Regions from separate parts of the Homo sapiens genome. Here region 2 is linked to region 1. A link is a loop called in an ENCODE intact Hi-C map of the cell type or tissue named here. Cell type or tissue: Caco-2. All regions are shown on one strand. Each heading gives the region's core, and the rest is flanking DNA. Links, peaks and the distances in the headings are about the cores only. Region 1 overlaps LOC105374308 (a long non-coding RNA gene). Region 2 overlaps DLG1 (discs large MAGUK scaffold protein 1).

Region 1 (2,915 bases), core at 182-2,681:
CCCAACCCGGCTTTTTATTCCTGAGGACCTCCCTCCACACCCAAGAAGCTATTTCCTGAAGGGGTCTCATTCCCTCCTGTTATTTTTCAGTTTGTTCTGTGCTGCTGCTTTTGGTCCTTCCTAACAGAAACCCTCATTCCTGTGGAAGACGTCCTGTCAGGAATAACCCCTTTGCTACGTGGTGGACACTAGCGTCCTGTCAGAAATTCACGCTCTCCTATCAGCAACCTGTTTTCTTGTCAGAAATCATTGTTGTCAGAAATCAGAAATCACTCTTTCTTTCTTTTTCTTTCTTTCTCTCTCTCTCTTTCTTTCTTCTTTTTGAGGTGGCGTCTCACTCTGTCTCCCAGACTGGAGTGCAGTGGCGCGATCTTGGCTCACTGCAAGCTCCGCCTCCCAGATTCAAGCGATTCTCCTGCCTCAGCCTCCGAGTAGCTGGGACTACAGGCACGCACCATCACACCCGGCTAATTTTTGTATTTTTAGTAGACACGGGGTTTCACCATGTCCGCCAGGATGGTCTCGAACTACTGACCTCAAGTGATCCACCCGCCTCAGCCTCCCAAAGTGCTAGGATTACAGGCATGAGCCACTGTGCCTGGCTGAGAAATCACTACTTTGCTTTTAGAAATCACCGTCCTGAGAAAAATCAGTTTCTTTCAGAAATCCTTGTTTTCTTGTCAGAGCTCCATGCATAGCCCACTGGAGGCCAACATTTTCCATCAGACATCCCTGTTTTCCTGTCATAAACCACTACTCTCCTGTCAGAAATCCCTGGTCTCCTGTCAGAAGTCCCTGGTCTCCTGTCAGAAGTCCCTGGTCTCCTGTCAGAAATCCCTGGTCTCCTGTCAGAAGTCCCTGGTCTCCTGTCAGAAATCCCTGGTCTCCTGTCAGAAGTTCCTGGTCTCCTGTCAGAAATCCCTGGTCTCCTGTCAGAAGTCCCTGGTCTCCTGTCAGAAGTCCCTGGTCTCCTGTCAGAAGTTCCTGGTCTCCTGTCAGAAATCCCTGGTCTCCTGTCAGAAATTCCTGGTAGGAGCTTCCAGTCAGAAGTCATTACTTTCCCGTAGGGAATCACTGGTCCTTGCCTGATCCTTCTTTCCCCAGAATATTCAGAGTTGCTCGTCATCCTTTGACTTTGGTAGTTTTCTTGTGACTTTCTTGCTGGGAGAGGAGAAGGGCACTGCCGGCTGTTCACACCTGTTTTGCCACATCTGTGGAAGCTCAGTGCTGGCTCCAGAAGCAGCCTGGGGCACTGGACACAGCACAGGGGGTGTCCACAGCCTCATATGCCCCTCCTGGGTGATGATAGACAAGTCATTTCTGCCTGCTGGACCTTTTCCCCATCTTTTTGTTGGGGGTGATAATATCGCCTACTCTGCCTGCTTCATAGCGTCATTTAATTTAGATCAATGACACTTCTGACTTCCAAAAAGTTGCTACTTTGTTTGAGACAGAAATCTCTTTTCCTGTCATTTTTACTCACTGTTGCTCCATAGGGCAAATCTAATACTTCTTCCATACCACAACCCTTCAACCCTGCCCCTAAATCTCCTCTTACCTGCAAAAAATGCCTCCTGTTCTCTAATGCCCAGATTCAACCAGCTCATTCCTTGTGTTGTGTGACTGGCTTCCAGGTCTGTTGCCAGCCTGCTCCCCCGACTCCACCCCTGGTCCCACCTTGTTTGAGTTTGTCTAGGTCTTTCTTGGAGTGTGCTGTGATCAGCTCAGGGGACAGCAAGAGTGTCACCTCCCTCCTTCTACAGCAGATGGCATGGTCAGGTTGCATGAGCTTTTACACTGCAGATTGAATGTGCCATTTACCATGTAGAATCTTCCCAGGCAGAAGCTCCATTTATTCGTTTTTATTTTTCTATTAGAGGTTTGTAATTTTCTTTGAATGCATTCTTCATGTCCTTTTACGTGAATTGCAAAATACTTAATGATTTGGATTCTTCAGGGAATGAGCTCTCTCTATTGCATTTCCTTCTAGTCTTCATCACTGGACTCTAGAAACGGTGTATTGATTTAATTTTTTTCTTATAATCTGAAACGTTGCTGAACTGATTTGCCATTTCTAAGTAGTTTTCCTGGAACACTCTGTACTGTCTTGGGGTGCTTACCCATTCTGTCTTGTGATGGAGACAGCTTTATGGCAGGCTGTGTCACGTGCTCTGCCATTTTCTCCTTGGAACCACTCCAAATGGGTGCCAACGCCTCTAGGCAGGAGCTGTGCTGGACATCAGAGTTCAAGGAAATGGGGATGGCATTGTTTTATTATTATTATTTTGAGACAGAGTCTCGCTCTGTCGCCCAGGCTGGAGTGCAATGGTGTGATCTCAGCTCACTACAACCTCCGCCTCCCAGGTTCAAGCGATTCTCCTGCCTCAGCCTCCTGAGTAGCTGGGACTACAGGCACCCACCACCATGCCTGACTAATTTTTTGTATTTTTAGTAGAGACGGGGTTTCACCATGTTGGCCAGGCTGGTCTCGAACTCCTGACCTCAGGTGATCCACCCGCCTCGGCCTCCCACAGCGCTGGGATTACAGGCGGAGCCAACAAGCCCGGCCTGGAAATGGGGATGGCATTATGAACAGGGTAATCTTTTGTTAATTCTGATTTCCATTTTTTGAAGTAAATCATTCTAATAACTTTGGTAATTCAGCTATTAATAGCAACACATTGCTTACCACATACTTCACAAGTGAACAGTGATCACACCGAAGTTGAAAACACTTGGCCTGTTGATTAAACAGGGTTTTCACTGGATTACACACTTTAAAACGGTGAATTTTAAGGTATGTGAATGAGTCCTTCCCCTGCTCAATGACAACAACAGGAAAAATTTTAAAAATAGGCTTTGGAGACAACTAGTTTATGTCCCAGCTTTGCCCTTAACAGGCCGTCTGGCCTTTA
Region 2 (2,915 bases), core at 305-2,804, 180 kb after region 1:
TCCACTTGCTCAAAACAAATAACTTAAAACTTAAAGTTTATTGTACTATAACTTGAAAAATTTGAAAATCAAAACCATTTTGTCTTAAACAGAATTTAGGTTATACTTGTGTACTAATTCTTGGATATAGTAATCTTTTCCAACAAAATTGCATGCAACATGCCTCTTTGACTTCATGTTTGCTTTTGCAGGACTAAAAAGAGGATTATTTTTGCTAAAAGTAGTTAAGATTGCTCAATTTTCACAAAGCCTTGACTGTTATTCTCTTAAAATGCAAATCTTCATCTTTAAAGCAGCTATCCAGTTTTGTCTTTTTTTTTTTTAAGTTCACTGATCTAATTCTTGCCAGGTCATTTGTCAGTTACTTTGTGACCTTATAACTTTGTTTGTTCTATTTCTTCTGATGTAGTAAATTTAAAGGGACAGGATTAGTATCCCATTTTCTTAAAAAAATTTTTTTTGTATATATTATCTTTTACTTTGAGCATATGTCTAGTGAGATGTTTGGAATAATGTTTGTTTAGTGTTTAATGATTGTTTCAGAGTGATAGGGATTTTTTTCTTTTTTGTACTACTTTTTTTGTTTTTTTAGAAACTGTGTCTCACTCTGTCACCCAGGCTGAAGTGCAGTGGTGCGATCATAGCTCACTGTATCCTCAAAACTTGGGGGCTCCAGGGATCATCCTGCCTCAGCCTACTGAGTAGCTGGGCCTACATGTGTGCACCACCACACCCAGCTAAAATCATTTCTTTTTTTTTTTTTTTTTTTTTTTTTTTTTGGGACAGAGTCTTGCTCTCCCACCGAGGCTAGAGTGCAATGGTACGATCTCGTCTCACTGCAACCTCCACCTCCCAGGTTCAGGTGATTCTTCCACCTCAGCCTCCCGAGTAGCTGGGATTACAGCACCCACCATCATACACGGCTAATTTTTGTATTTTTGTAGAGATGGGGTTTCACCATGTTGGCCAGGCTGGTCTCAAACTCTTGACCTCAGGTGATCCACCTGCCTTGGCCTCCCAAAGTGCTGGGATTACAGGCTTCAGCCACCATGCCCGACCCCAAAACCATTTCTTTAAACAGTTTTTTGAAGACTGGGTCTCACTATGTTGCCTAGGCTAGTCTCAGACTCCTGGTGGTGGTCTCCAGCAGTCCTCCCACCTCAGCCTCCAGAGTAGCTGGGATTACAGGTGTAAGGTACCACACCCGGCTCTCTCTCTTAATTTTAAAAAATAACACATCATTTTTATAAGAACAACTCTATTCTAAAATAAGAGTGAGTTAGTTTTAGAGATTATAAGAAAGGATATAGACTTAAAAAAAAGCAAGAGTAAAGAGTAGGAGGAATTGCCTGATTTAATGGGATATTTCAGTAGAAAAGGGTTGATTTATAAGGAAGGATAGATGACTCTTAAAAAGATGAGGCCAGGCCTGGTGGTTCACACCTGTAATCCTAGCACTTTTGGAGGCCCAGGCAGGTGAATCACCTGAGGTCAGGAGTTCAAGACCAGCCTGAGCAACATGGCAAAACCCCGCCTCTACTAAAAATACAAAAATTAGCCAGGTGTGGTGGTGCGTGCCTGTGGTTCCAGCTGCTTGGGAGGCAGAGACGTGAGAATCGCATGAACCTAGGAAGCGGAGGTTGCCAAAGAACCCAGGAAGGCAAGATCGTACCACTGCACTCCAGCCTGGGTGACAGGGTGAGACTCCCTCTGGAAAAAAAGGCAAGATGAAAGAGTAGGAGGAATTTCCTGATTTAATGGGACATTTCAGTAGAAAAGGATGCACCCTACTCCTAACATCACAATACATTTCAACTAGACTAGAGATTCAAAGGTTAAAAAAAAAAAAACCATAAAAGTAAGATTTTGGGGCTGGGCGCAGTGGCTCATGCCTGTAATTCCAGCACTTTGGGAGGCCAAGCTGGGCAGATCGCTTAAGCTCAGAAGTTCGAAACCAGCCTGGGAAACATGGTGAAACTCCATCTCTACAAAAAATGCAAAAATTAGCTGGGTGTAGTGGCTCCCTCCTGTGGTCCCAGCTACTCAGGAGGCTGAGGTGGGAAGATCGCTTGAGTCCTGGAGGTCAAGGCTGGAGTGAGCCAAGATCGTACCACCGCACTCCAGCCTGGGCGACAGAGCGAGACCCTGTCTCCAAACAAGAAAAAAAAAGTTAAAAATTAAAAAAAATAAAAATTTTGATTTTTAATAAGGAAGGCTTTTCTAACCATGACCAAAAAACACCACAAAAATTAAAAGGTTAAAAATGCTGCTGACTTTATAGAATTTCTTTGTGGACTTTGACTTCAAATTTTGATTGTAGAACTTCTGAATCTTGAAAGATATAATACAAAGATAAATTATATATTAGGATGAAAATTTGTCACATATATGAAAAAGGATTAATTTTAATTTCCAGTCCTTTCAACTTAAGAAACTTCTTATAGAAACTAAGAAAAAGGCCCGTGTTCAATAGGAAACTGACTTAACAGTGTGAGTATTGTAGTTTGAAGAAGAAGAAATAAATGTGGGCCAATAAGCCTATGAAGAAATGCTCAGCCACACTTAAAAATGCAAATTACATTGACAGCAAGGATATTTTTAACAAATTTGATTGTCAGAGATTAAATAAATAGGAGGAAACAGAAGCTCCTGTACAGTTAGTAAGGGAGAATACAGTAGTGCAACTAATTTGAAAGACAACTTTATATTCGTATCGTTTGATCCAGCATATGCTCCAGATTCACCACAGATTATTGAAGGTATTTGTACAGGGATGCTCACTGCAGCCTTAATTAGTAGAAACCAACAAGGGATATAAAAGATTATCGGTAAGAGATCGGATAAACACATTATGGTAGAGCCATTTAATGCAAGATAAAGTAGCAGGCAAAATATATTCTGTGTATCCATTATGT

What was found. Peaks named below come from ENCODE experiments on the same cell type or tissue, not always from the same donor. Only the 100,000 strongest peaks of a DNase experiment are listed, where the experiment ranks them.
Region 2: it touches region 1 in a loop (4-fold over the local background); 5 of 110 quality-filtered maps call a loop at or near these places.

What each region holds. Positions count from the first base shown.
Region 1 is chr3:197,453,051-197,455,965 of GRCh38, reverse strand. All of the region lies in intron 2 of LOC105374308 (a long non-coding RNA gene), which reads left to right. Among named protein-coding and RNA genes, the nearest start is that of LINC02012, 55 kb to the left of the region's middle. In Caco-2, for the core only: no CTCF peak of the experiment used is centred there; a DNase peak (open chromatin) is centred at 1,735.
Region 2 is chr3:197,276,147-197,279,061 of GRCh38, reverse strand. The region is part of intron 4 of DLG1 (discs large MAGUK scaffold protein 1); the gene reads left to right. Among named protein-coding and RNA genes, the nearest start is that of MIR4797, 16 kb to the left of the region's middle. In Caco-2, for the core only: no CTCF peak of the experiment used is centred there; no DNase peak of the experiment used is centred there.